Regions from separate parts of the Homo sapiens genome. Here region 2 is linked to region 1. Evidence: read pairs that join two places in POLR2A ChIA-PET (ENCODE). Cell type or tissue: Panc1. All regions are shown on one strand.

Evidence for each region. Peaks named below come from ENCODE experiments on the same cell type or tissue, not always from the same donor. Only the 100,000 strongest peaks of a DNase experiment are listed, where the experiment ranks them.
Region 2: POLR2A ChIA-PET joins it to region 1 with 14 read pairs; 2 of 35 experiments call an interaction of 5 or more read pairs at or near these places.

Annotation. Positions count from the first base shown.
Region 1 is chr2:69,343,495-69,345,994 of GRCh38, reverse strand. GFPT1 (glutamine--fructose-6-phosphate transaminase 1) reads left to right here. Exons shown (of 20, transcript NM_001244710.2): 12 at 1-91. Among named protein-coding and RNA genes, the nearest start is that of GFPT1, 42 kb to the left of the region's middle. In Panc1, no CTCF peak of the experiment used is centred here; no DNase peak of the experiment used is centred here.
Region 2 is chr2:69,269,874-69,272,373 of GRCh38, reverse strand. No RefSeq gene overlaps it. Among named protein-coding and RNA genes, the nearest start is that of GFPT1, 120 kb to the left of the region's middle. In Panc1, no CTCF peak of the experiment used is centred here; no DNase peak of the experiment used is centred here; H3K27ac peaks cover 958 bases.

The DNA.
Region 1 (2,500 bases):
TTCAGTTCATTTATGCAGAAGGAAATATTTGAGCAGCCAGAGTCTGTCGTGAACACAATGAGAGGAAGAGTCAACTTTGATGACTATACTGGTAATTACATATGAATTATTTTATTATTTCAGTGTCTCTGACAGTAGGAGGTGCCATTAACAACCTGAAAGTTCATTGCCCTTAATAGCCTTGTAGAACAACTACAGCTGCCAGCCATCAGTGGAGCCCAGCCATCTTGGAAAAAGTTCTTTAGTGTGTGATTCTACCTATATAAGATATCTAGAATAGTCAGATTCACAGAAAGAGAAAGTAGATTAATGGTTACCAAGGGCTGTGGGGAGGGGAAATGGGGAGTCACTGTTTAAAGGGTACAGAGTTTCAGTTGTGGGATGATGAAATTACAGAAATGGATTGTAGTGATGGTTGCACAATAATGTGAATGTGCTTAATGCCACTGAATTGTACATTTAAACATAGTTAAAATGGTAAATTTTATGTGTAGGTCACCCACTGTGTACCAGGGACTGTCCTAGGTACTGTGAATTCTAAGAAGAATAAGACCTGGTCCCGTTGCTGGGCAGCTTATGTGTATCTGCCTGGCCTAGGTTTCCTTTCTGAGTGTATAAATAAGTAAAAGTGTGAACTTCCCCAGAGGTCTTTCAGTTATTTGCCTGATGCCTTTGGATAACCTGTACCCTCCTGCATTTTTAAGGTAGAGGTGAGAGTACAACACTACTCTTTTTTTTAGGATGGAGTTTTGCTATTGTTGCCCAGGCTGGGGTGCAGTGGTGCCATCTCGGCTCACCGCAACTGCTGCCTCCCGGGTTCAAGTGATTCTCCTGCCTCAGCCTCCCAAGTAGCTGGGATTACAGGCATGTACCACCAGAGGAATTGTATCTGCCTCTGTAGACAGAGGTGGTTGTTGAAGATGGTTGAGCTGGAAGAACTGGGAGAGTAGCAGTAAATTCTTTTATGGTATTTATGGAAATGAGGTCAGGAAAAAGATTTGTTTTATAAGGGAAGAAAATGAGACAAACTTTGGGAAGTTCACGGTTTTAAAAAGTACTTTTGGCTGGGTGCAGTGGCTCATGCCTGTAATCCCAGCGCTTTGGGAACCCAAAGCGGGAGGATCGCTTGAGCTCAGGAATTCTAGACCAGTCTGACCTCCTTTTTACTAAAAATTTTTAAAAAATTAGCTGGGTGTGGTGGTGGGTGCCTGTAGCCCTGGCTACTGAAGAGCCTGAGGTGGGAGGATTGCTTGAGCCCTGTAGATCGAGGCTGCAGTGAGCTCTGACTCCACCACTGCACTGCAGCCTGGTTGAAAGACCTGTCTCAAAAAAAAAAAATAAAAAAGAGTACTTATATCTGTATTATGTACATAAAAGTTCTGTAATAAAACAGGATAGCTGTCATCTTTTTTGTTGTTAGGATGAGGAGATTGAGGCTTTCAGTTTGTCAAAGGTCACATTGTTAGTCATTTATTGAACCAAACTACTCCCCATGTATTCATTGTTCTAAGTGCTCTCCATCCCCTCCCCTGTCCATCAGGCATTCTTTCTTTTGCCTGTAGTGATGGCTTACCTCATCTCAAAAGGGATCAGGCTTTTCTCAAAAGCATCAAATTTAGAGCTTTGGGCAGCTTCTTTCAGAACTATCCCAACTATCCTCAGCCACCAGAAATTTCTAGGACTAATTTTAAGGAAACAACCGTGGCCAGCTAATCTCACTGTCTTACATCCATGTCATTCTTTGTCATCATCTGCAATACAGGTCTTTCTGGTAGTTGGTCTGCCTTTTTTTTTTTTTTTTTTTTTTTGCTTTGCTTTTATATTGAGTCTTTGCCTTTGCATGACCCTGATCCAGCCTTTTACTGCTGTTTCCTTTCTTCTCAAACATTTGTAATTAATGCCAAGGTCTGTGGAAAACACTGTAGGCAGAGGTACACAAACAGGCTTGGTCTAGTGCAGTAACAGCAAGAAGGCCAGTCTGGCTGGTGTGGCCTGAGTGAGAAGGGATGTGCTAGGTCAGAGTAAGCAGGAGACAGGTCTTATGGGACTTGAAGGCCAAAGTAAGTAGTTCGGATTTGATTATAAATTATTTGGGAAGCTAGTGACACTTTTTATTTTGTTTGGTTTTGTTTTCTACTTGCTAATTTTTTAAAATAGAGAAACATACCTTCTTTCATTATTGAAATTCAAAACGGAGAACATATAATTATTCAAAAGATAAAAAGTAAAACACATACCTTGGTTTTATAGTATAACTAACTAAGATAAAAAAGAAGGTGGACTGGCTGGGCGTGGTGGCTGACACCTGTAATCCCAGCACTTTGGGAGGCCAAGGTGGGTGGATTACTTGAGGTCAGGAGTCCGAGACGAGCCTAGCCAACATGGTGAAACCCTCTCTACTAAAAATAGAAAAAAATTAGCTGGGCGTGGTGGCTCGCGGCCTGTAATCCCAGCTACTAAGGAGGCCAAGGCTGGAGAATCGCTTGAACCTGGGAGGTGG
Region 2 (2,500 bases), 74 kb after region 1:
ATTAAAAAACAATCTCTGGTATTGTTTTGCATAATAACATTTTCTAGACTGTGTTGCATGCTTTTAAATGTTGCATAAACGGTATCAAACTCTGCACTTCTTCAGAGTCTACTTGAGTTTATTTAGGATATCCATTGGAGATTGCAGACAGTGTTAACTTCACCTTGGCATTGAGCAATCAGCCTTGGTCAACTCCGACATGAAGGGATTACAGGCCCTGCAAGTTCAGTGTCTCACAGTTCCCTTCCCGTTTATAACTCAAAGCTCTAACTCCTTGAGTTCCTTATTTGGATGTTTAGGTCAATTTCCTCACTTCCTTGGATTCTATTACAGGCTTTATTATTAAAAGTTTGTCTTGGTCAAGCCTTATTCTTGCCAAACCATTCTGTTTAATGAATGAAATATGAACAATATTTTCCACAGTGCAGAGATGGGATGGAGGGTGGTGGAAAATGCAGGTCAACCACAAAGTCAAAGTCAGAGGACGGAGGAATTTCAGGAGCTTCTCCACAATGTTTGCAACAATCCCTATGCTCTTTCTACTCCCGTTTTTTGAGGAATCTCTCCCAATTTGGCACAAGGCACTCTCCGGGTATTGAACCCAGCAGGAAGTGGAATGTCTGGGTTTTATTGAGGCTATTTCTCATGTTATGAGGCTATTTCTTGTGTTTTGCCTGATTTTTTTTCCTATGAGTCAAAGACTACAAAATAAAAAATTCAACTGTCTTCATCAATAATGAGCTCTTCAGCTTCTATAGCAGTGATGCTCAATCTTTTCTGCAGAATTCTAGAATTTCCTGCAAAGATCAAAGTGTTCTATATCCATGCTGTGTAATACAGTAGTCATTAGCTATTAGCCACATGTGGCTACTGAGAACTCAAAATGTGGCTAGTGTGACTGGGAACTGAATTTTACATTTTATATAATTTCACTAGAGTAGTCACATGTGGCTAGTGATTATTGCATTGAACAGCACAGTTCTAGAGGATTTATACCACTATATGTTGGTAGAATTTTAACAAACCTTAATACATCAAATGAGCTCACATTAAATTTCAGCTGATTTATTTGCTCTTTCTTTTCCCAACTTGAAGTTAATATATGAAACCGGGCAGCTTGGACTGTTATGCTTGCTCAGGCCACTCTATTGTACAGAGTATTGTTTCTCCAAGAGCTTCTGTTAATCTACTGTTTGTAGTCAACATATCTTTGTGATTTTGATGACACTGATGAGCACCAGCTATTGGTGGGTGCATCTGCCTGCACCCCATCATTGGACATTGTCCCTCACATAGCTCACTCAGTCCACAACGTCATTCCCCAGCTTCATTGATTCTGCCTCCTTTAAATTCAGGCTGTCTTTCTCCTCCCTCTGCCTCAGCACAGTCTCACTTTGGGACATGAGCTGTCATGATGGCTCAAAGAGAAAGCTAATTAGAGGGGATAAATCAATGAATAGGAATATAGAGCTGCAGAAATTTTCCAGAATGCATGCAGAGAGGCAAAGAGTAGAAATATGAAAGGTTAAGAGACATGGATGATGAAGTGTGAAGGTCTAACATATATCTGATTGGAGTTCTAGAAGGAAAAGAGAGGATCAGCAATTTTTGAATTGATAATGACTGAGAATTTTTCTTAATTGGTGAAACATTTATGCATACTTCAGATTCAGGTAGCCCGATGAATTTATAACACTACAAACATATTCATCCTTCATAGTGAAACCGAAGAACACTAAAATCATGGAAAGGTCTAAAAATAACCAGAGAGTAAAGATGGATTAATACAAAGGAACTACAGTACCCACAGTTCACTTTTCCACAGCAAAATGGTATTCAGTAGACAATGGAATAAAATCTTCAATACTATGAGAGAAAATAACTGTCAATCTAGAATTGTAAGAAAGACTTTAGGAGAAAATATAGAAGAATTTCTTTGCAATCTTGGGGTAGAAAATGATTTTTAAAAAAGAAAACTCACAATTCATCTGGGAAAAGATTAATACACTTGATTACATTAAAATAAAGAGATTTCATTATCAGAAGTATCTTAAAGACAGTGGAAAGAGAAATTACAGAATAGGAGAAGATATTTGCAGCACTTGTAACAGTGAAAAGATTAGTATCCAGAATATATAAGCTCCCTTAAAAATTGATATGAAAATGACGAACAACCCAACAGGAAAATGAGTGGAACAGTTGACAGGCATGGTGGCATAGAAGGGGTACACAGATAACCAACAATCACTCAGAGATTGTACAACTCATGAGAAACCAGAGAAATGAAAATTTTAACTACAGCTACAATGAATTGTTAATATGTACCCACAGATTGGTAAAAATCAATGGGTCTGGCATGTTGACATGGGTATGGAATAACAGGAACTCTTTTTTTTTTTTTTTTTTGAGAGGGAGTCTCGCTCTGTCGCCCAGGCTGGAGTGCAGCGGCGCTATCTCGGCTCACTGCAAGCTCTGCCTCCCGGGTTCATGCCATTCTCCT